5 separate regions of the Homo sapiens genome follow, and all the other regions are linked to region 4. The links are chromatin loops, found by intact Hi-C in ENCODE. Cell type or tissue: ascending aorta. All regions are shown on one strand.

Region 1 (5,000 bases), 280 kb after region 4:
TCATTACCTTGAATTAAGTCACCCCACATCTCTTGCCCTTCCCTGTAAAGAGAAAATGCTAATGCTACCATTCATCTTTCCTACTTTACAGGGAAAGTGACAGTAACAGTAAGAGCAGTATTTTTAGATATGAGTGGTAATATTAGAACTGATAGAATAGTAGTTATAGATGCTTGGCAATATATAAGAACTTTATACTCATTATTTAAATCACACAAACACCCTCTGGGGTAGTTTCTGTTGTCCTCCCTAGTTTATATATGAGGAAAGTGAAGCAAGGAACAATTACCTTGCCTAAGGCTACATGGTGACATGATGTGTGAGTGGGAAAACTGCGTGTTAATTTCCAGTTTGTGATATTGGCACATAATTCTACAGTTCCTCTGGGACCAAGTGAGGAAAGTGAAAGCTCGTTTAAAAGTGTGAAGCTATCACAGAAATGAGCTATTTCTACTTCCCTTTCATTCCCCTAGGTCATTCCATTTGCTGCTGACTGTGACCTGGATGAGTGCACCTGCCGGGACCCCAAGGCAGAAGAAAATCAGTAACTGTGGGAACAAGCCCCTCCCTCCACTGCCTCAGAGGCAGTAAGAAAGAGAGGCCGACCCAGGAGGAAACAAAGGGTGAATGAAGAAGAACAATCATGAAATGGAAGAAGGAGGAAGAGCATGAAGGATCTTATAAGAAATGCAAGAGGATATTGATAGGTGTGAACTAGTTCATCAAGTAGCCCAAGTAGGAGAGAATCATAGGCAAAAGTTTCTTTAAAGTGGCAGTTGATTAACATGGAAGGGGAAATATGATAGATATATAAGGACCCTCCTCCCTCACTTATATTCTATTAAATCCTATCCTCAACTCTTGCCCTGCTCTCCGCTCCACCCCCTGCCAACTACTCAGTCCCACCCAACTTGTAAACCAATACCAAAATACTAGAGGAGAAGTTGGCAGGGATACTGTTAATACCCATTTTGAATGGATTGCCATCTTTCAGAGCTTGTCTGCTCTCAACTGGCTCTTTTTCTTTTTGTGTAGTTTCCCTTAAATAATGAAGTTAGTTATTAATTCTTTATAAGTATTTAAACATAATTATATAAATATATTATATATATTATATTTTTTGCTGTTTACTAAGCTAAAAATTATTCATTGTTCCACACATGCTGCTGTGAAGTTCACATTCAAGATGAATGTTGAGACTTTGAGGACAGAAAGGCAACTTATTTTCCCATCTTTCTATGGATGCGGATTGGCAGGTTGAATGGGAAGTACAGAAGGAGAGAGAGTAATTAGATGGAATTCTGGATGCTAGCATGTAAAGCTAATCATCTTTTTTTTTATGACCTGGGAGCTGGGCCCATTTTATGACCAAGGAGATGGGGAGTTGGAATGGTGGTACTAAGAGGCATAGGAAGTTGAGTGTGAATACCATTGGTGATGGGTCCAGGAGAACTAGACTATGGTTCTTGAATATCTGTCCACAAAGAATATACTAACTTTTGTCAACTTCTCAGAACTCCCAACTGGAGTCGGTGAGACCTAGGATTTTCTGCACTTCCACACATGCCTGTTCCAAGTGTGGCTGTCAGCCAGTCAACAAGTTTGTACTATGGCCCATTCTCTGATCACCAGGATTACAGGAACTCACACACTCCTCATACTTGGCCTGTAGTCCTACTTCTTGTTAGAAGTCTCCAAGTCTGGCCAGTCACATGACCAAGTGTTGATTTTTCTGGAGGAAAAATTTTATGGAAATGATATAGGGGAAAGGTGGGAGGAGATGAAAGAACAGGCAAGAGCTGTCAGGGTTAAATCCAGGCCCGGGCATGAGAATGGAAGTGATCAGGGAGACTCGGTCCTTGTTCCAAGTCTCCAAAGAAGACCAAAGTGGGTCCCTTGAGCAATGAAGAATCTGAGATAAATTCTCTTCAAGTATCATGTACAAAATCTGTGAGCCAGAGATTTTGACTTGAGCAAGCCATGGAAATGCATGGAGCAAGGGTGACACTCTGTGGGGAGACAGAAGAATTTCAACTATTTAATGTCCATTTTGTTGTTTTTACCCTTTCTTATCCAATAGATGGAATGCACATGAAATGACCATATTAAGCCTCTCTCTATTTACATCCCAGGCTCACTGGGATGTGATCTACTGCAGTTACATTTTCTTGTAACGGTTTCTGGATTAGACCCTAGGGAAAGTGAGTAAGGAGCCAGTTTCTGTTTAACATTCTAGTTTTACTCATTTTAGGAAGGCTGTGAGTGAGGCTTGTCTCCTTTAAAGTTTCTTCTCCAATGGAAACCAAGAACAGACAAAATTTAGAGCTCAGCTGTGGTCTCTTCTCATCTTCTGCTCTTTTGCTTTGACCACAGTTTTTCTACTCTTCCCATCAACACTAGAGCAATGGCTGTGCAAATAGGAATAGGAAATACTACCACAATGATAGAAATATTATCCACACTATCACGTAGGGAAGAACAATATCCTGAAAGAGAATAAAACACGAATAAGGTGATGTACCCACATTAATCTGTGGGTTTGTGGAATGAGGGTTGCAAAGTTATTGGGAAAAGGAAAGAGCAGAGTTCACCCATTCAAAAAAAACCTTTTGTCTACTAATCTCTAGTGTAAAGAAAATGTAGTTCAGATACCATTCATTGTCTTGGGTCATGCTTAGTGCCCCCAAGAAGACAAACATATTTATTCTTGGGATTCTGATAGGCTTCAATATGCAAAGGACAATGGAAAAGTTTAGACACTCTATTTTCAAAATTTTATAAACTTGTTTTATTGGGGAAAATGTCCAAATTGCTAGACACATTCTAAGTTCTGCCTTGGAGAATCCTACTTTGTCTGAGATTGAGGCAGAGGAATTGTTATCCTGGGCATTACTCAGCTCAGGAACATGGAGCCTGTGGTTCATGCCAGTGTGTGTCTTCATGCAGTCTCTCCACAAGAGCAACAGTAAGAACATTTCTGTTTTAAATTTCATTTTAAAATATTTTATTATCTGCAATTCACCACTGCTCTGGGAAAGCAAAAGGAAAGTTCCTGTTGTGTGTGAAGAGCCTCTTAGGCTATAAGGCTTCCCAGCCATAGTCAGCTATAGCTATTCAGAGACAGCAGGTTCTTCCAGTCTTTGTTCCTGGGACCTGATGTTTTGAGCAACTCAGGTCACTGATAAAGTGGAAGGACTAAGACACTGTGGTCACAGATCCCAGCAACATCAACTCACACTCAATCCATGTGGTGGTCCACATTCTGCTACTCTTATCCACCCATGTGGTCATTGAGAGCCTTTCTCAGAGACTCTTCTGTGTGTTTGATTGTGCCCAGGTGGCCCAGGGCTAGCTGGCTCTAACAACTAGCATGACAGCCTCCAATCAGAAAGGCAGGTAAGGGGACAGGGTGAGGAGAATGGGCAGATACTGACAGAAATTAAAGTAAAGGGATTGTGAAAGTAAAGAGCTCTTCCTGATTCTCATCTTCTCTTTTTTCTATTACAAGGCATTGAACTTGGCACTTCCTGTATTCTTTGTGATCACTATTGAGTGCATTAGTTAACACCCAAGGGGATGGCTTGATTGGGAATGTAGTGAAAGGAGCTGATCTACTGTATTGTAATGTAAAACAGCTACAGCCAGTTATTTTGTAAGATTATAAGTTGTTCATTAAAAAATCAGCACACAAAATATGAAGTGTCTTTGGTGTTTGACTCTTTGTTTAAATCATTTCATCACTTTCTAATCACTTTCCATTGTCTTGTGCCAGGTCCAGGCAACAGTCATTATTTATTTGATTGATTGGTCATTTCTTTTAGCCACTTAAAAACCATTTGTTAAGTAAATAGGATGTGTAAGGAAGATGAATATGAAAGTTCATAAGAAGACATGGCATATATGAAAGTAGAATGTGAGGTAGGAATGTCAAATATCTCATGAGTTTTTAAATAAAGTGTAAGAATTACTTACAGTTCAGAGGAAGTAGGGTTTATTCCTGGATGCCAAAGGTAGGCAGCATTTGGAAAATGGTTGGGAAGGATGCATATGATCTGACAGGCAGAAATGGGGGTTGGGAGAGGAGAGTCCAGGCAAGGTAAACAACATAGTTGAAGCTGTGGAAGTAGGAATGGGATAGGCTGTGCATTATGGAACATCAGTGAGGCATCCAGCTTAGCTGGAAGATAGAACTAAGCTAGCATGTACCATACATTTGGTAAATACAGAATCTTACTTAATTCTTACAACAGATCTGCAAATAGCATATTCTCACTTCACAAATAAGAACGCTAAGCCACAGTCTGGTAAAGAAAGTTCTTCAAGGTCATATGAAGGGAGTTAACCTGGTTCTGTGGGACACCAAGATGTTAGAAGGAAAAGAAAAATGGTGATTAATAGGATGGAGAGAGGTGAAAAGAAATGTCAAGGGATGATGCCTCTGCATTAAATACACAATCTGAAAGCTTATCAGCCCTAACAGAAGAGGGAAGCTGGCAGGAGCAGGCTTTTAAAGAAAGAGTATTCATTTGCTCTTTCAATAAACTTGGGTTGAGGGCCAGATAGGAAATGCCATCTAAAGCAGTGTTCAGAACCCTAGAGGAGGCTTCTGCAGTTGGGGCCGGTTTGCAGAGTTTTCTGGCCACACCAGTCACCACCTGGCTACTGGAAGGGCTGGGCAGATATCTCAGCACACCTATGAGCCATTTGGAAAGAACTGTGGAATGGACAGTTGGAAATGTGAGCTTGGACTTGGGAGACAGGTTTGTGGTTAGAAATAAACATTTGAGAGAGAAAAAAAGCATTTTCTTTATGGTTTACAAAGTGCTTTCATATGATTTATGGCTACCCACAGGTTAGGCAGAGCAAGGACAGTTTTGTTTTGTTTCTTTTCATTTTACAGATGAAGAAACTGAGTGTCTGTGAGGTTATAGGAAAATTTAAGTTCACATATCTAAGTGCAGGTTGGGGTGGGAATCCAAGATCTCTGTCCTCAAATGTAA
Region 2 (5,000 bases), 96 kb after region 4:
TTATTCTTCATTTTCATTCTCTTTATTGGGTTCTTCCTTTTCAACAAATTTAGTAATGATTAAGTCTTTTATTATAAAAGCTTTCAGTTTTTCTCTGCATGCTGACTGATCTTTCCCTTTCCTCCTTATAATCTTCCTTTGTGGCTGAGATTCTGGTTTATGCCCAATACCTTTTCTTCCTTATACCCCACTCCGTCTCCTACTCACTGCAATCTGATTCTGTCTCTATTGCTCTTTTGGAATTGCATTTGTCAAAGTTATCAACCTTCTGCTTCTTTCTACTTCTGATGGATAATTTTCTGTTCTTTTCTTACTTGAATTGCCAGGAACATTTAGAATGATCTTCTCCCTTGGCTTTGGAGATGCCAATTCTGCTGGATTTCTTCGTACCTCTTCATTACTGTTTCTCAGACCTCTTTGGCAGTTTTTTTCTTCTGCCTATTTTTTTAAAAATTTACTATTCCTGTTCACTCTGCCGATTATTTCTTTTACTGTGCAGAAGCTTTTTAGTTTAATTAAGTCTCATATTTGTCTATTTTTGTTGTTGTTACCTGTGCTTTTGAGATCATAGTCATTCATAATCATTGCCTAGATCAACATCCAGAAGAGTTTTCCCTAGGTTTTCTTGTAGTATTCTTATAGTTTCAAATCTTACATTGAAGTCGTTAATCCATCCTGAGTTGATTTTTGTATATGATGATAGATAGGGGTCCAATTTCATTCTTCTGCATATGGCAATCCAACTTTCTAAGCAACATTTATTTAAAAGATTATCATGTCCCCGGTGTATGTTCTTGTTGGTTTTGTCAAAGATCAGTTGGCTATAGATATAAGGTTTTATTTTGAGTTTTCTATTCTGTCCCATTGATATATGAGTCTGTATTTATATCAGATATAATACATATATATAATATAAGTATATATATTTATATATTTTGGTTACCATAGCCTTGTAGTATAATTTTAAGTCAGGTAATGTGGTGCCTCCAGCTATTTTTTTTTTCTTAGGACTGCTTTGGCTGTTCAAGCTGTTTTTTCCATATGAATTTTAGGATTTTTTTCTAATTCTTTGAAAAAATGTTGCATTTTGATAGAGATTGCACTGACTCTATAGATTGCTTGGGAAGTATGATTGTTTGAATGACATTACTTCTTCCATTCCATGAGCATGGGATGTTTTTCCATTTGTTTGCATCATCTACAATTTTATACATCAGTATTTCATAGTCTTCTGTGTACAGACCTTTCACTTATGTGGCTAAGTGTATTTCTAGGCTTTTATTTTCATAGCTATTGTCATTGGGATTGCCTTCTTAATTTGTTTTTCAGTTTGATCATTATTGATGTATAGAAACACTACTGATTTGGGTATGATAATTTTGTATCCTAAAGCTTTACTAAATTCATTCATCAAATCTGAGAGTTTATGGTGAAATCTTCAGGGTTTTCTAGACATAAGATCATGTCATTAGTAAGCAGAGATAATTTGACCTCTTCTTTTCTAATTTAGATGCCTGTTTTTTATTTTTCTTGTCTGATTGCTCTGGTTAGGTCTTCCAGTACTATGTTTGAACAGGAATGGTGAAAGTGGGCAACCTTGTCTTGTTCCACTTGTTGAAAGGAATGCTTTCAACTTTTCTGCATTCAGTATAATGTTGGCTGTGGTTTTGTCATATATGACTTTTTTATTTTGAGATGTGTTCCGTCTATGCCTAGTTTGCTCATGGTTTTTATCATGAAGTGATGTTGACTTTTTTCAAATGCTTTTTCTGCATCCATTGTGATATCGAACAGACAACCTGCAGAATGAGAGAAAATATTTGTTAACTATTCATCTGACAGGGAACTAACATCCAGACTCTATAAGAAATTCAAACAACTCAAAAATAAAAGAAACCCCAAATAATCACATTAAAATGGGCAAAGGAAATAAATAGGCATTTTTCAGAAGATATATAAATGGCCAACAAGCGGATTAAAAAATGCTCAATATTTCTTATCATGAGCAAAATGCACATTAAATCCACAATAAGATGCCATCTTACACCAGTCAGAATGGCATCTTCTCACTTATAAGTCAGATAAAAATAATGTGTACACATGGACACAGAGTGTGAAATGATAGACAATGGAGACTTGGAAAAGTGGAAGAGTAGAAAGCGGGTGGATGATAAGAAATTACTTAATGGGTACAGTGTATATTATTTGGGCGATAGGCACATTAAAAGCTCTGACATCACCAGCACACAATATATCCATGTAACAAAATTACACCGGTCCCCATAAATTATACAAATAAAGAAATAAAAAGTAAAAATTTCTGTTCCTTAGAGTTTATCCTCTTTTCTCTTTTGACTCTATATACCTTTTCCTGGGCCAGATTAATGGTTTTGAGAACCTCAGAAAACATCCCTTCCATCACTGTCCCGTGATATATAAATCAAAAGTAAACATTTAATTTTTAAAATAAAGCAAAATTAATATTGTCTGCAGATTTTCAGAATATTTTTTTTTCAGAAATAGATTTCTGAATATATTTTCAATATTGAACTTTCTCTCTCTTTGCTGGTTCCCTGAGCACAGGTCCCAGCAACTTAACATATCATCTTGCATATTGTCAAGTGCTTATTCAATAGTAGCTGACTATATTAATGCTGGAGATGAACTCTAAATGGAAAACAAGGCAGATAATACTTCATTGCTTCCCTCTCCTAGGTTTGCTGATATTGCTCTGCTGTAGAATCCCCTTAAACTACAGAGTCTAGTTATATCTGAAACAGCCAAACTCCAAAGAGCAGTTTATAGGACCTGCTGCCACTGGTAGGCAGCAAAAAACAAAACTACACCCAAAGCCCAACCTCTCTCCTCACTCTGTCTTTGACAACTCTTTGTATGGTGACTAAGGGCAGAGCAGATTCTTGGCAAAAACACTCTATGATGATAAGCTCTCGGGGCCTGGGTAGGAATGGGCAATGTAATTCCACAGGCATTACACCAGGTTTAAAAATAGGAAGCTTTTCCCGGGAAGAGTAGTTATTGTTGGTAACTGGAGCGGACATGATGTGTCTCAGCTAATGGTAAAAACTTGTGAAGTCATCCAGTATTTTAGTCATTCTTTTGTGCTTCTTCTCTCTTCTCTTAAACCTCTTTCCTCAATTGCTTTAGAACATTTTAAAGATTTTCTTCAAATCCTGTTTTCAAGCAAAGCATTCTTTCTGTAATCTCCCTCTCTCTCTCTCTCTTTCACACACACACACACACACCAGAAGTCAGTTATTTTTGACAGCATACATGCACTAAACTGAACTCTAGACTTTCTGTTTTTTTTTGAAATAGAGAAAGTAAACTGGTCTTATAAGAACATTGGTCATTGAAAATTCTTTACACTTTGACTTTAGAGGTGAGGGGGACATACTCATTAATTCAGAGAGGAATTACTGGGCAACTACTAAATCTCAGACCCTGTGCTGAACACTCAAGGCACAATACTGAACAAGCCCAGACAGCATTCCTACTCCCACAGTCTGTGGCTTAATTGGGGAGTCCTCAAGAAGCAGCACTCTGCCAGGCACTCTGGCAGTGAAAGTAAAAGGTGTCACAAAAGTTGTGGACAAAAGCACCAGACCAGGATTTAGGGTATTAGGAAAGCCTTCCCAGAATTGACATCTATACCAAAATCTGTCAGATGAAAAGAAGTTATCCTGGAGATAGGCATGGAAGGGAAGGCAGATGCTATTGGTCCAAAAGCCCAGTGGCCCGGATAAGAGAGAGGGAAACATTCACGAGAGTTAGAAGGAAGTAGAAAGATTGATGCTAGAGAGGTTACTAGCAGCCAGATCCTGAAAGGTCTTGTAAACCATAGTAAGACATTTAGAGTTCCTTAAAGCAGAGAAGGAACATGATTAGATCTGCCATTTTTGAAAGGTTAGTCTTGAGAAAGCGTGGAGTTTGTATTCAAGGAGTGCAAAACACGGAACAGAGAAGCTTACTAGAAGGGTGTGGTTGGATTTAAGAGATATTTATAAATAGAACCAACAGAAATTGACAATTAATTGAATGTGGTGTAGTCAGGAAGAGGAAGAGTCCAAAATAATTTCTCAGTTTTTAAATTGAGTAATTGGACAGCTCAGGCAGTGTGAAACAGAAAGAATAACAAGTTTGGGTGGGAATTTTAGGCCTGTGTGATAATCAAATTAGAGATACTTATTATGCAGTTATCTGTGTGGTTATGTAGATCTGAGTATCATGTAAATTTAGAAAATATTAACATATATATGATAGCTAAAGCTATGGGGGTAAATAAGGCATTGCATGGCTAACATCCTAATAGGGGATTCTACAGCAGGATAATATCAGTGAACCTAGGAGAGGGAAACAATGAGGGATTATCTGCCTTGTTTTCCATTTAGAGTCCATCTCCAGCATTAATATAATCAACTACTATTGAATAAGCACTTGATAATATGTAAGATGATGTGCTAAGTTTCTATCATGCTGAGAAAGGAATGATACTTGCCTTCTGGGATCTTTGTCCAGCTAATGAAATAAGGAATGCTCTCTATTATATATGTAGGTACATATGTATATACATGTGAAATCCACTAATTCAATTAATGCCACAGTGGTGCTGGCCACACCTGGAGGAAGGAAACTGAAAGGAAATCTAAGTTCTTTATTGTGTAATAAAGGGTATCAAGAGTAAACAGAGGAACACTAGTTTTGATGTTGTACAGGTTGGACTAGAGTGGATGTGATATTAGAGGCAGAAAAATAAGAATACATTACAGAATATCAGAAATAAACAATCTGTTCCAGATACTATATATTTTTTATATTATACTATTGTGGTTGATGCAGAATTGAAACTCATATAAATATATTTTTAAATATCTAGAAGTAAGATCTTTATTGTTCGCAAATATTGCCAAAGCAGGCCTAAATATTATTGTTAGGTTGTGTATTTAGATTAGACTTAATGACATAGGGATTCAGATATAGGG
Region 3 (5,000 bases), 180 kb before region 4:
TTGTATCTTACAACTTTATTGAATTCATTTATCAATTCTAAGAGTTTTTTTGGTGACATATTTAAGGTTTTCTGTATGTAAGATCATGTCATCTCCAAACAAGGACAATTTGACTTTCTCCTTTCCAATTTGGATGCCCTTTATTTTTTTTTTCCTGCCTAATTCCTTTGGCTAAAACTCAGCCTCTTTAATAAGGACACCAATACCATTCATGAGGACAGAGCTCCCTGATTTAATCATGTCTTAAAATGCTCTATCTCTTAATACTATCACATTGGGTATTCAATTCCAACATATGAATTTTAGGGAGACACCAACATTTAGACCACAGCTATATGTAATAAGAATCTATCAAAGCTATCTAATATATGAATCTAGGGTTTTTGAGAAAAGTATGACACAAAAGTTAGTGGTCATCAACATATATTTGTGGCATTTAAATCTATGATATCAAAAAAAAAAGTCACCTAGGGAGAACACGAACCCAGAGGAAAATGCAGGCTCAAGCCAGAGCCCTGGACACTCCAACATGTAGAATTCCAGCAGAGGAGACAGAGCTGGGAGAAAAGCAAGAGGATATGGTGTCATAAACGCTAAAGACACAAAGTGGAGTACTTAACCAGTGCTGTTGAGACATCAAGTAAGAGCAGAACAAAAAGGTGGCCTTTAAGTTTGATAACATAGAAGTCATTATTTATTCATCAAATTATCTTGAGTGTCTATTTATTGAATGCCAAGTATTATGCTAGGCGATCGGGGAAGAGAGACAAGTAAAAGACAATTAGAATAGAAAATGTGATAAGTGCTATGATAGGGTTCTATGATAAGTGATATGATAGGTTAGGGAAGATATGCCCAACCTAAACTTGGAGGTGGGAAAGAGGGAATGGAGGCCTCCAGGAGATGTTCAAGCTGGTGTTGAGTGTTTAAGAGTGAGTAAGGATTAAACAGAGTGTGGTAAATTTGCTTTAGGCAAAGGAAACTCATGTACAAAGACATGTAGGCATGATAAACAGAAGTATTAGGAGATTGGTTTGGGTGGAATGTAGTGTCTATATAAAACAGCAGAGCAGGATGAGGTAGGAGAGGTACGTAGGGGCCAGATAATAAAAGCCCTGTATCCCTTATCAGGGATTACCTGATAATCGGCAGAAAAGAAGGAAAAGGCACAAAATCAATCACCTTAAGGATCCCAGGATGGAAGATGTGGAGGACTGCCAGGTGGACTCTGGCTATGCTGTTGAAGGTCTGCTTGTTCAGGCTATCTTTTGTTCTTTTAAATTCCTTCTCCAGGTCATGCGAAGTTGTCATTAGGTCCAAAGCTGGGGAGTGGCTTGGTGAACACAGACATGAAGGTTAATAGAGCAGTTGGCAAGGCAGTTTGGAGGAGAAACTGGAGGCAGAAACATCAGGCTGCAGCAGTGACATGGACATAGAATGACAAGGAACTAGGTGAAGGTCAAAGGCAGGCATCCAGAAGAAAACTATCATTATAAAATATTTGTATAGCCAGATGTGGTGATACGTGCCCGTGGTCCCAGCTCCTCGGGAGGCTGAGGAAGAAGGACTGCTTGACCTCAGAAAGTTGAGGCTGCAGTGAGCCATGTTTATGCTGTTGCACTCCAGCCTGGGAGACAGAGTGAGACCTGGTCTCAAACAAAACAAAGCAAAACAGGATTTGTAAGGGTAACATGACAAGGCTAGCAGGATAAGAATATAGTATTAAGAACTTTGTATTTGAATCTGAGATCTGTATCTATTTGATAATCCATAATAGTATGTCTTGTTTTAACGTATATAGTACTTTACTGAATAGTAGGTATTTTCATTTGATCCTAATGTTGGCATTGTATTCCTAAATTTAATAGAAGTGAGGCTAAGAGAGGTGATTAGGCAAACATCACACACTAGTAATAGTGCAAGATTGTAAACCCAAATGTTATAATTTTGAGTTCAGTAGATCATTTTGCTACCTAGAGAAATCCTGGAATAGTTTCTATCTGGAAGGATTACAGTTGGCTCACGTTTGGCTCACTTAAGGAACTGCGTATCTCAGAGATGGTGCTGTTAGGCCACATACAGACACTCACCGCCAGAGGGTGCCCTTACCCCAAGAGAAAGTTGGCAGTTCTTCCTACAGTTGAAGGATTCTGCTAGCTTTTCTTTTTTCAGGTTGTTTCTTTAGAAGTTGCAGAATGGAGAACTGAATTGTAGTAGCCCAAACGCTGCAAATCTCGGAGCAATGACCTGGAGCCTCCCACAGCTTGTGTCAGAGAGGCAAGATTTGTTAGGGAGATGCTTAATTCTCTCTGAAATAATCCCAGATTATGCCTGGTGGAGGAAGAAAAGAGGAACAGTTCAGAAATTAGATAATTCTGGAGATGTTTGGAGATAAAAGGAGTAATTCTTGTGATTCTAACGCAGGAGTGTAGGGTTCTCTCCAGGGATGATTCTTAGTTGATTTGTAGGTACTCTTCGGTAGATATTCTCAAAGGGTCATATTTTAAAATTTTGATTTTGCCTTAATAGGACAAATACTTTTTGCAACGTTATGAAGGCAATAATCTCAGCCTTTATTCTTATTTTTGTGCACAGGTTCATTTCCTATTGCTCTCTTTCTCCTTTCCCTTCTTTTCCCCTTTCTTTTCTTCCCTTTTCTCTTTCCTTCTTGGCTTCCCTCACTCATCAAAGTTATGTTAGCAACGGATAGAAATTAATTTACCTTGTGGTTGAAGTAGCTGATACTGGCTTAAATGTTAAGCCTAGGAGTATATGCATAGTTATAACAGAAATTAAGGTTCTTAAACCATGAAGTTAGAGCTTAACAGTGGATAGAATGGCATCTAGTGTGCTTGGGTGGTGGAGTTTTTTGAGGGGGACCGGTAGTTTCTCCCCGGAGTTTTAATATATTATTTTCTCATGAGCAGTCCTGTATATGACATGTACTTTATGACTATCCCTCGGACTCTCCTGGTCATGTCATTTGTTGTCTGTTCATAGGGAAAGTGTGAAAAGTGCATAATAATCAGGTTTGGAAAATTTGAAAAGAATCTCCCTTGCTCCCTATGCCCTCCTCTCCTCTTCAATAGCCACCCTTTCAGGAGCCCTAGGAGGATGGCAGGAGCAATCCAGGGCCTGAACAATTGAGATGATTCTCTTGGCCTCCACTTACTTTTCCTCCTCTAGGCATGACCTCTGGGTTTGGTTGGAACAAAAGCAGACTCCAAACATCACTTTCTTGGTGCAGGACTCAGTTTGGAAGGTAAGTCTGGACTCAGTCTGGAAGGTGGAGCCGAGGACACCAGATTTATTACACTCATCATTTTCAATGGTTCCTCTCTTGAAATTCTTCCATAGTGTTATGCTTGAGGAGAATTTGGACTAAAATAATGACACTTAAGTTTATACCCTGAGGAAAAAAAGAAGTAAGTAATAAGAGGCTGGAGGCCCAAGGCAATCTCCCAAGTGGACAGTATGTCTAGGTCTTATTCCTGTTTGTTAAGAGTTGAGAGACATAGTTTATCCTGCTTCCTTCATTGGGTCTTACCATCTTTTTCTTGTGACAGATGCTTTCCTTTGTGGCTTGGGACCACAGTGTCAATGTCATGGAATCAACTATTTATCCAATCGGTGGATTTGGGGCAAGTTCTGATTTATGGTTTCATACTGACAATTTGAAATGGAGTGGGTGTAAGTGCACATGCTGAATAGACTTGATATCAGGTTTCATCTTTTGCAGTTAGTCCTGGCCTATATCTCTCCAGTGGTGGTTTCAATAGTGAATCCCAAGGATTATGTGAAGTGTGGGGCCACTGAGTTTGGCACACCTCTCAAATATGTATCTCTAGAATGAGAGGTGGAGTCTGTCATTCCACCTTTGTAGCTTCACCTCTTTAATCCTTTAAGGTTTCTCAGTCTTCATTTATTAAAATGCAGGAATTCCAGTGAAACTCAAAGCTCAGTCCTTAATAGTTAATGCTTTAGTTTTTTTTTTTTTTTTTTGAGATGGAGTTTCACTCTTGTTGCCCAGGCTGGAGTACAAAGGTGCGATCTCAGCTCACCACAACCTCCGCCTCCCGGGTTCAAGCATTTCTCCTGCCTCAGTCTCCCAAGTAGCTGGGATTACAGGCATGCACCACCACGCCCGGCTAATTTTGTGGTTTTAGCAGAGATGGGGTTTCTCCATGTTGGTCAGGCTGGTCTCTAACTACCGAACTCAGGTGATCCACCCACCTCAGCCTCCCAAAGTGCTGGGATTATGTGTGAGCCACCACGCCCGGCCAATGCTTTAGTTTTTAATTAAAGACTTAGCAGGTATTAGAGTCAAGAAAGGTTTTCCCTTATGGGATCTTCAGATATTGTTCACTTTACAGATGAATAAACTGAGGCCAAAGAGAGATAAGAGAATCATCCAAGGTTACACATCTAAAAAAGCGAACCAGGGCTGCAATTCAATTCTTTCAACTTCTACACTTTCCCTTTTTCCCTCTGTTACCCTGTGAATGAGGCTAGGCTAGGGGTGAAGGTGAGAGGGAGAAAAGGATGCCTGAAGGGCAGAAATGAGCATGTGTAACAGAGGTGTTTAGTTCCCCAACATTTATTCAAAAACATTCACAGGACACTACTATTCTAGGCTCTGAGTTGGGCATTGTGGCATTAAAGATAAAAGTATGACTTAGTTGCTATTCTCTCTAGCTCTCCGGTCTAGAGCTGCGCAGGTAAACAAATCAGCAGTTATATTGAGTGTGATGGTAGAAATGAGTGCCATGGGTGTGCATTGGAAGATGGTCTATTGTCAGGATCCTTTTCATTTCAAGTGACAGAACTCTTAGCTTAAACCAATTTGAAGAAAAGAGATAATTTACTGATTCACATAATTAGAAGGTCCAGAAGGTATTTTTGGTTTCAAACACAGATATATTCAGGATCTCAAATACTCCGGACAGTGTCTCTAGGCTCTTTCTTCTTTTGCATTGACATCATTTTCAGACAGTCCCTGA
Region 4 (5,000 bases):
AGGTAACACCCTTCTCCTGGGCTTTCTGAAATCCTGAGGGTATGGCTGGCTTTATTTCTGACGGGTTAGACATAGGGAGCGAGGATGGGAAGGGGACCCAACAGGAAAGCCAGAAAGGGCTAGCCAGGGAGAGGGGGAAGGGCCTTTATTAATCAGCACGGCAGGATTCCAGACACCATCAAAAAGGAGATAATGACTCTAGCCATATCAGCCTCTGTACCTTGTATTGATCTCATGTCCTTGTATACATTGTGCTTGCACTTAGGAGACTTTAGCTCTCTTACCTGTCTTTAAAGGGATAGAGCTCCTTGGTTCTTTGCCAAAAGAGAAGGGGTGTCACACTCCATTTCCGGTAGACCAATATGAGATACCCAGGCAACCTTGAAGACAGATGAGAATCCAAGGACCTGAGCAATGAGTCATGCCTGGGCTGGTCCAGGTGGTGAGGAAACAAGGCTGCTAGGTACACAGCCGTCAGGTCCTGCCTGGTTTCCTTTTCTCTGAGTGCCCTGGATCTTGGCAGAAAGGTGCCCTTTGGTCCAGGTCCTGGAGGTCCCTCCACTTTGTCACAACAATCATGTGTCCAGCTTAGGAACAGTAGGGTCCACTGGAAAAAGTGAGCACTTACAAGCCAAGATCCTGACTTCTAGGCCTGCTGTTGTTGTAAGAAGGACCTAAAAAATGAAACTTTTTATAACTCCATGATTTTGATCAGGAGCACTGGTCTGGGAACATGACCCACATTTGTTTGCACTACACACAGATCTTGCTTTTCATGGAAAGTCACCCAGAAGGGCAAAGAAAAATGAGGTTAAGAGTAACTGTTCCCTGTTGCCTTACTGGGAAAGTTGGAATGAAGCAAGGGGTCATGGATTAGACATGATATTTCATCATTTAGTACCTTATCCTTTTGAATTCCCCATGACAGAACCTAACACAAAGCAAGGTGCACAGTAGAACCATATAATCTGCTTAATTTGAATTATCCACAGTGCTCTTTCATGTTTTCCAGTCCCATTATATTGATGGGGAAACTGAGGCAATAAAAGGCATGCCAGGCAGGCTGGGAATAGAACTCCAGGACACTTGAATCGCTTGAAGATTTTCCGAATTAAGAAAATATTCTCAGGTTACTGGATGCCTGCAAAGTTTCAGACTAGGGAAAGAAGTCGGCAAGGAGGGAGCCTCTTTCAAGGGGGTGTTGCTGGAACATCCCTTCCGGACACTCTGTCTCCCCCTCTTTGGCTGTGATTTCTCCTTCGGAAGCTGGGATTCCCAGACACTGAGCATTCTCAAGTCTTGTGGTTTTGCTGTATTTTATTTTTGGGTGGGAGAGGGAGTGGGGAAAGGGGAGAAATAAGGGTTGGGCTATAAGTTAGGTGGGGGAAGAGAAAGAGTAGAAGGAAATCCTTATTCTGGGGCCAAATGGAAGAAATAATGAGATGATTATCTGATCAGAGTTGGCAGCTCCACAATTTCTCCCAGATGACATCTTCTTGCTGCTTAATCTTGCTTCCTAGTACCCATCTGCCAGGGAAACTGTGTGCTTGCAGTCTAGACTAAGACCCACGACTCTGCTTACCCCTCCTCTTGCAGTAGCAACATAAAGACCGGGGATCAATTCCCTGGCTGAAAAAAAATGAGAGAAAGATCCAATAGGAGTCTATGTGGGTGGCTCTAAGGGGCTGCTGCTTTGGGTTACTAGAGGCCAAACCTGGGGAAACTTGACCCCTGTCCTGTCCCTCCTGTGTCCTGTCTGATGCTCTGCACAGAGGAAAGCAGTGTCATGATTTGATTCCAGTTACAGCATTTCTTGTGGCACCTCCCCCATCCCCACCCCAGGACGTCTTTCTACCTTGCCCACCTGTCCACCGCCTCCAACCCCTGCCAACACTGCCACAGCACACACTCAGATCCTTCTCTAAAGTGCCCGTCTGAACTCTTTTAACCGTAAGCATGTAAAATTGGGCAGAAAATCTTTTGCAGACTGTCTAGCTTCTGAATTTTCCTTCTCTTCAAATCAAAGTGTCCCTTGTGGTGTACCAGTATTTCCCCTCTTAGGTCTACACCAGAAAGGTTGAGGGCAGGGAATGCCCAGGGCTATCTCATCTCCACTTACCACTCTATATTTTTCTTTAGATTTCTGTACATCAGAAAATATTCAGTAAAGATGTAGGGTAAAGGTCTGGGAAAGATGGAGGTTGGGAACATGGTTTCATTCTTTGGGATTCTAGCAACAGGGCTGCTGAGGGCTTGGGCATCCTTGTGTACTCACTGTGCTTAGCTGCTTACACTTCACCTGTGCTCTCCATGCCTGAGAACCATAATGTTGCCAAAGGCATTTACCCTAATCTACTCATGCCTGTGGACAGACCAGTCCATCTTCCTTCTCTTACCATACAGCACTCGCCCCTGAGCTGGTCATTGTCTATTCCTACGATGGCTGGCCTTCACCTATGCAGAATGACAATAGAATCATGTCCCTGGGAGCCACATACAATTCAGCAATTCTGCTGTTCCACTTGGAATGATCCGAGGTGCTGCAAGACTTGGCCCCTACACTTTTTTCAACAGCTCTCAAAGCGTAGCTTCTACCTACTCAACTTAAACCCAGTTTCCCAATCCTTAATCTACCCAATTTAGGGCATTTTTTATTCAACAGAGACTTCAAGCAATGCAGCCATAGCAATTTACAGAGGAACATTCCCCTCCCCAGCCCCAGATGCGGGGGTCTTAGAGGATACTTTCTACACGGAACACTAGGTGGCAGTGTTGCTTCATTCACAGGAGAGTAGGCAGCCACGTAGTGGGGAATGTCTCTGATTTCTTGGAGGACTGTCCTGCCCTGGCTCTGGGCTGTGTGTATTTAATTGTCCTCTCCCAGAATGTTGTTCGTTGGCATCCCTTGGGGTCAGCTTTATGCAAGTGTTTTTTGCGGGGCTTATGTGAAAGGGCAAAAGTGACATTTTTGGGGTTGTGACTAACTTGCACTTTAGCAACTAGTAAAGAAAAGAAAATCAACTAAAGTTTCCCCTCTCCCTCCCCCACTCCAAACTCCCACATTCTTCCAAAATAGAAAGTTGAATTCCAGAATGAATTGCCAGAATACATTTATTTAGAGTTGAGGACAACACGGAGCTCACAGGCTTTGGGTGCTGAACGTCTCTCTGGCCCTCAGAAGGCGAGACGTGGTACCTGGGTCCCTGCAAGGTAGATCTTCTGAAGTGGCCTATTTCCCATAGCGGAGACAGAACAACCAAGGTGTAGGAGAGGACTGTGTACAACTGCTCCACTGTAGAGTCCTCTGTAAGAGTAGCTAGTCAGGGGCCTGGCAGCTCAGGGCCATGTGGCCACCTAGGAGTAGACTGAGGTCAGGAGCCCATTTGGTTGGGCCATTGGAACTGAGAACTGGACGTAAGCCAAATTCTGTCCCATCCACGTGTGTAACTTTTAAGCTCCAGCACCCAACCTTGAAACCATCCTGTTCCTTTCCCGCCTTCTCAACTTCCTTTCCTCTCTTTTAACCCCAACATACACAAAAGAGAAGATTTTAATAGGTTCCTCCTCACCCATAATTGATTTCAAATGTTCCCTGAAGTTGCCCAGCTGAGTAACCACCTGCAGCTCCAAGTTGCAGGAGACTGAGTCACTAAGTCCATGGCAGAATTGGAGCCTGAGCCCAGGTTTCTTCATCCGACAAATATTTATTGAGTGCCTTCCATGCAAAGCACGGCAAGGCCCTGTGGGGAGCACAAAGATGTCTAAGAAACTGTCCCTGACATGAAGACAAGTTTTCCTCCTCTGAGGATCCGAGCATTAGAGTATATGCTTGTGTAGAACTTGGGAGGCAGGCCAACCTGGCAACAGATTCCATCTCTGACGCTTATCAGGGCTGTGGTCTTCAGCGATCCATTGAGCTTTTCTATGCCTTCATTTCCTCAAATGGAAAAAGGAGAAAAATATATGTATACAAAATATCATTCCATTTAAATAAAAATGAAAAAAGCTCCAAAAAATGAAAAATAAGACAAAGTCTTGCAGAGTCGTTATGATGCTTGAACAAGTCATGTATGTAAAGTGCCCACCATAGGGCTTGGCCACTGTGTTTACTCATGGCCTGGCAGGAGCTAACAGTGGGAGGCAATCATTACTGGGAGCAGCACGTTAACCTGCTTGTCTTTGGTTCTAACCCACTAACCTATCATTTTTCCTTAGGTGGAATATTCACTTTAATTTCTTAGGAATTCAGTTTGCTAGATTGTAAAATGAGAATGATGGTAAACAGACTTTTTTTACAACACAGTCTAATGTGTTGTAAATGCAGTAGAATCAGAGGCCCCAAAGGGCTCATTTATTTTATTTAAAAAAATCCATTCTTTTTAGCCTGAGCAGTACTATTTTGAATAAATTGGACAACAGTGCTAAAGTTTTCTGGAGGCCATAAAACCTTTTGAAAATCTGATGAAAGCTATGTCCACTCCCTAGAAAAATGAACATGTTCACATAGTTCACACAACGTTCAGAGCTGTATTAGTCTGTTCTCAAGCTGCTGATAAAGACATACCTGAGACTGGGTAATTTATAAAGGAAAGAGCTTTAATGGACTCACAGTTCCACATGGCTGGGGAGGCCTCACAACAATGGCTGAAGGTGAATGAGGAGGAAAGTCATGTCTCACATGGTGGCAGGCAAGACAGCGTGCGCAGCGGAACTCCCATTTATAAAACCATGAGATCTCCTGAGACTTATTCACTATCACACGAACAGCACAGAAAAACCCACCCCCATGATTCAATTACCTCCCACCAGGTCCCTCCTGCAACATGTGGGAATTATGGGAGCTACGACTCGAGATGAGATTTGGGTGGGGACAGAGTCAAACCATATCAAGACCCTTCACGATTTCTTGATGGCCAGGGTCTGCTGACATTATGTATAAAACCTATTGTTTAAGGCCTATATTGGTAAGTGTTGTTGTTGTTGTTGTTGTTTTTGACATC
Region 5 (5,000 bases), 320 kb after region 4:
CCACAAGGCGAAGTTCCCCCTCATACCCGTGTTTCCTCCATAAAGTAGCAAGTGAGAAAGCCCCAGGATTAACAATGTCATACAAACCTCGGTAGCACTGCCCTCTAGGGGCCCGAGTGAGCCCCCTTCTCCCACAGAGGTCCTGACACCAGGGCTCTTGTGCGTAGGAAGTCCGTCCTCTGCCCAGAGGTGGAGTGGCTTTATCCTTGTTGCAGACTGTGCCCTAAGCCCAGTTCTGGCTATCAGTTCTCATCAGTGTCAGGAGATAGGAAGTCCTGTTCTCTCCCAGGCTGATGCTCTCAGGCCAGCATGGTCACAGGGCTGGGGCATGGGCCTGACCCGGTCCTCTGGTCCTCGCAGTTCGCTCTCCCTCTTCCTACAGGGCCTGCACCCCTGACTGTGTGTCTGAGTCCGTAAGTCTAGGCCCCTGTTCTGGTTTCCATTGCTGAGGTCCTGCCTGCCCAGTGCCCCATCCCCTGTCATTCTGGCCCTGCTCTGCCTGTTCCTGCCTGACTACCAGAGCCCTGAGCATGGTGTTGGAACTCAGGTCAGGGCTGCAGTCTGGCTATGTGCAGCTCTGGGCCACATGATGCTGCCTGCAATATGTTAAAATGTCACCTGCCCTAGACCGTCTATGGCTGCATTCCAGCCACCTTTTGTAGCCCACCATTCCTTAACCCTGGACCCTTAATTTCTAAGTGTCCTTGGACTATAATGAGAAACATCCTACTTCGTTGTCAGATGGACCCCTTCTCTCTCAGTCAATCCCCACCTCTCCCCCCGCCCCCAAGCTGGCCCAAGCTCTGCCCTGTGGCCTGCCTTGCTGTAAGTTCCAGCTAAACTGTATTGGATGCTGACCTAGGATGAAAATACCTGTCCTCACATTAATTCTCACATTACCCCAATGGGGCAATCAGTGCAAAATTTAAGTTCTCCAGCTCTTTCCACTTTTAGTAGTGTATTTTATTTTTAACATGAAGCAGGTATTAGAAAAGGAGATACTTCACTTAACCTTCTGAGGAGGGTCCAGGCTTGACCTAAGGGCCATTCCTCAGTAGTCCCAAATCCCTCAGTTTTGGAGGGCCCACTGAAAGAGCAGTCAGTTTATTTCATCATCATGGCCGGGGGAGCACTTTACACATTTCATGTGGAAATGCCATGTGCGGTCATCTCAGAAAGGCCTCGGCTTACCGTTAGCGTTATCGTTTCTACCACTGAACACTCAGCACCCTCAGAGGGTTAGATGGGATTACTGGGCAGAAGAGATAAGCCCTGCTCCCAGTGGGAAGGCTCATGTGTTAGTATATTTACTGCTTTGTCCAAAACTCCTGGGCTTCTTCCACTGCTGCCTGGCTGGGATTGTTCAGCCCACAGCTAGAGACTTGGTGATGACCCCAACGGAGGCCTGTGTGAGTGCGCACCGACACAGAACAGCTCTGCTTCCAAAGGTGGGTCTTAAAGGCCTGAAACTTGATGTGAGTGGAGGACTCGTAAGCCCCCTGCTAAGGACTGGCTCTCTTGTCTGATACTTTCCCACTTTCCTTCTCCAGTCATGGTGGTTTCTGCCCATCCCTCTGATCTGCCTCCCTTTTTTCTGAATTATCTGTCTGCTGTCACACGTCCGGAAAGAGAGCAGCTCTCCTGTGAGCATGCATTGTGATGATGGGGCAGTAGGTTGAAAGGCCTGTGAGTCACCTCCCTACCCTGGCCTCAGTTTCTTCATCTGTAAAATGAAGAATGCTGGACCAGACATACTTTAAGGTCTCTTTCAAGTAGGAGTTCTTCGCTGTTTTTGGGCCATGGATCCTTCTCAGAATAATGTTTTAAAAAGCATTAAATAAAATATAAAAAGTGACAAAGGAAGCCAGCTAAGCAGAAATGCTGTTCCACCTCTGTGGATCCCAGGTGCAGAGCCAGCGCTCTGCTTTAATATGAGGTAATGAGGTCATGCTCTGAGATTCTCACAGTAACCTAGAGCAGCAGGGAGTTAAGATGCAAGGCTTGCATACCCGAAGCAACTAGCTGTGTGATTCTGGGGCGGTTACTCCGTTTTCTTGCACCTGTTTCCTCAATTAAAAAATGGAAACAATACCCCTAATCTCACAGAGTCAGAGGGGATTCTCAGAGTCAGCACTCCATTAATGAAGGCCGCCCTCCTCCCAGTTTATAGAAAGAAAACTTAGTTGGAGAAAGTTTCAGTGTCTTGCTTACAGCCATTTAGTGGTTAGGAACAAAAAACCAGGCTTGCAGCCCATGTATTCTTAACTCTTAATCTAGGGCTCTGTCCCTATCCCAAGGGCTGAAGCGCAGCTCTCCTGGATCCTTCCGGGAGAGGAATGTCACTCCTGGCCTCCCACACGGCCCTCTTCTTGTGATCTGCAGCGCCACCTGGTGGAGATTTGCTGTTTCTTCCTTAGCCCCCTGCATTGGCTCCAACTTCTCAATAAACAGCATTCACAGTTCGCATTTTATAAGATGTAGGAGGGACATAATGGGAGATCAGCAAAGACAGCTGGAGTGAGAGACGGTATTGGCCTCGGTCTCTGATCAGAAACGCAGCCAATCAGGCCAACATGAGGAGGGTCGCAGTGTGGGTAATGGCTGCACTCCTAATACCACTTCTTGTACATTGGAACTTTGGAATTCCTAAGTAACAGTGTGATTTAGTCACAACTGAAGGACTACTGAGCCTTTACTATAAATGATAGTTCAAGTTTCACTGAGTTTGAGATGCCTTACAGCAGGTTAGGTGGTCTGCACTCCCAAATCCTTGTTCCTTTCACCTGCTCCCCTCCAATAAAGGGCCACAACTGCCCCCTATCAAAAGAGCCAACGAGAATCATGGCATTGGTGGAATCACCCAAAAAGTGGACCAACATGGTCTTAGTATTCTCATCTGTGTCTATATATACTGTCGAAATCCTCTAGAATGTCACTTGTGTTTATGTACTTTACTTTCATCATGCATAGCCCATAGCAACATCCCTTTTTCCTATATTGAAGACATTCAGCCTGAGCACTGAAGTTCATCTTGCAATCAATGCCACTCAAATTTCTAGTGCTTTTCATCTCTGAACTCTTTAACTGTGGAAATAGACATGATTTATTCTGGAAACCTTGACTCTATTCTCGTGATCTCCTCTGCAAACTGTTAAATGTTTTTCATACTGATGGGGTCACGAAGTCCTACAACGACATCACTATGAATTCTGCCTTAGCACCCAAATTTTTCCATCATGATTTAGATTCTATCATTATCTCTCCTTTTCTGGCATCTTTTACATCTCTGCGTCACAAACATTTTACAATTGTTTCCAGAGCACAGGGAGAAATGGGGAAGAGTTCGCAGAAAGAATAGGGTCATTCCAATGGCCATGATATAGTTCGCTGCATTTCTTTGAAGAAAAGTGCTGCCCATTTCTAACATTTCTAAATTACTTCAATGCCATTGGAGCTAGCTAGCTTTCTAAAGCAGAGTTCTTGGTATTCTATGCCTTTCCTCAAAAATGACTCCTTGGACTTATAGCATTCTATCTTTCCAGTCTCACTTTCTTCCTTTCCCTTTTACTCACCGTCTGCCTCTGCCCTACTAGACTACTTGCTACTCACCTTCATGCTTCTTCACCTTTGCCTTTGCAGCTTCCTGAGCCTAGTATACCTTTTCCAACATGACTGTTGGTTGAAATTCTACACAACACAGTTTAGATGACATCCACTCTAGTTAGAATTAATCACTTCTTTCTTCTCTTTTACAATTTTTTTTTTCATTTTTTGCTTTTCTATCTACATTTATTTAATTCTGCCTTAAGTTAAAGTTAGTTTTTTATATCTTTCCCCTCTATGTTGCAAACTCCTCAAGGGACAGGACCGTATTATCTTTCTAGATCCCCCCATTCCAGTGTCTAAGTACTCGAGAACATTCTCTATAATGCCACCTGGGATAAGACTTCAGAGACTCAACATGTTTTGCTGAGTCTCTAAAGGAACTCAAGTAGCAAGAAGAAACCGGTAAGAAGCCTTGGGACTGTCAGGGTAAGAAGTCACTAGGTAGGTGTGTGTTACTCACATGTAAATGGTGTCAGGTTCCAGGCATCGTATGATCAGAGAGATGGTGGTGAGCTGCTTGTCCGGCACCTGAGATGGCATTGCACAAGGAGACTTTGCTCCAGAGATGATGTCGTCCACAAAGCTCAGCACTGTTTCTGCCCAGAGGAGAAGGAATGGAAAAAGCATGAGAAACAATGACGGCCAAGCAATGAGGAGATGGAGTCAACTCAATGAGAACTTAACATGACAATGATTTGGTCCTCAATCTCTAGAGTAGAGAAGGAGACTTAGAAGGAATGGCCTTTTCTATTTCATATTTAACCACTCAGAGCTGTCTAGAGTTAGTTCAGACACAACTAGGGCAAGGGATACACATCACACCTGAGAGCTTCTTTTTTTTTTTTTTTTTTTGAGACAGAGTCTAGCTCTGTCACCCAGGCTAGAGTGCAGTGGCGCGATCTTGTCTCACTGCAACCTCCGCCTCCTGGGTTCAAGCAATTCCCCTGCCTCAGCCTCCCAAGTAGCTGAGATTACAGGCACATGCCGGGGTTTCACCATGTTGGTCAGGATGGTCTCGAAATCCTGACCTCGTGATCCGCCCAGCTCGGCCTCCCAAAGTGCTGGGAATACAGGCGTGAGGCACAACGCCTGGCCTGGGCGCTCCTTTATAAAATTTTCTTGGCATGGACAGAGATAGCATTCTGGTCAGTGGTCCCTGCCGTACCTCAGCAATACCTGTGCGCATCAGGCAAAGGGCCTTGGAAGAAGCGGTAGGCAGCTCTCTATGCCTGAAGCAGCAGCTGCGTATGTCTCTAACCCTCAGTGGCAGGCTCACCAGTAGCTGTTTATTTTGAATTAGATTGTTGGTGCCATCATCCTGCTGGTGACCACATCCCATGCATAAGTTTTTGGGATTATGAATGTTGACCTTTCACTGTGTGCAGGTAGTGAAA

Evidence for each region. A loop is a pair of places that touch in the nucleus more often than their neighbours do. Peaks named below come from ENCODE experiments on the same cell type or tissue, not always from the same donor. Only the 100,000 strongest peaks of a DNase experiment are listed, where the experiment ranks them.
Region 1: a loop joins it to region 4, with 14 times the contacts of the local background. A loop is called at or near these places in 76 of 110 quality-filtered maps.
Region 2: a loop joins it to region 4, with 7 times the contacts of the local background. A loop is called at or near these places in 10 of 110 quality-filtered maps.
Region 3: a loop joins it to region 4, with 5 times the contacts of the local background. A loop is called at or near these places in 41 of 110 quality-filtered maps.
Region 5: it touches region 4 in a loop (13-fold over the local background); 72 of 110 quality-filtered maps call a loop at or near these places.

Annotation. Positions count from the first base shown.
Region 1 is chr1:176,841,907-176,846,906 of GRCh38, forward strand. PAPPA2 (pappalysin 2) reads left to right here. Exons shown (of 23, transcript NM_020318.3): 23 at 474-3,695. The coding sequence ends at 548. Among named protein-coding and RNA genes, the nearest start is that of MIR488, 190 kb to the right of the region's middle. In ascending aorta, a CTCF peak has its summit at 2,010; a DNase peak (open chromatin) is centred at 1,645.
Region 2 is chr1:176,653,540-176,658,539 of GRCh38, forward strand. All of the region lies in intron 3 of PAPPA2 (pappalysin 2), which reads left to right. Among named protein-coding and RNA genes, the nearest start is that of PAPPA2, 190 kb to the left of the region's middle. In ascending aorta, a CTCF peak has its summit at 2,797; a DNase peak (open chromatin) is centred at 2,932; H3K27ac peaks cover 2,390 bases.
Region 3 is chr1:176,373,073-176,378,072 of GRCh38, forward strand. No RefSeq gene overlaps it. Among named protein-coding and RNA genes, the nearest start is that of PAPPA2, 88 kb to the right of the region's middle. RefSeq lists a silencer at 2,025-2,124. In ascending aorta, a CTCF peak has its summit at 2,096 (motif pointing right); a DNase peak (open chromatin) is centred at 2,099.
Region 4 is chr1:176,557,240-176,562,239 of GRCh38, forward strand. PAPPA2 (pappalysin 2) reads left to right here. Exons shown (of 23, transcript NM_020318.3): 2 at 1-2. Among named protein-coding and RNA genes, the nearest start is that of PAPPA2, 97 kb to the left of the region's middle. RefSeq lists an enhancer at 1-808 and a silencer at 2,811-2,860. In ascending aorta, a CTCF peak has its summit at 2,743 (motif pointing right); DNase peaks (open chromatin) are centred at 2,832, 3,255 and 3,731; H3K4me3 peaks cover 388 bases; H3K27ac peaks cover 2,110 bases.
Region 5 is chr1:176,878,793-176,883,792 of GRCh38, forward strand. It overlaps ASTN1 (astrotactin 1), which reads right to left. Exons shown (of 23, transcript NM_004319.3): 20 at 4,067-4,202. Among named protein-coding and RNA genes, the nearest start is that of MIR488, 150 kb to the right of the region's middle. RefSeq lists an enhancer at 1,189-1,333 and a cis regulatory region at 1,253-1,270. In ascending aorta, a CTCF peak has its summit at 2,405 (motif pointing left); a DNase peak (open chromatin) is centred at 2,369.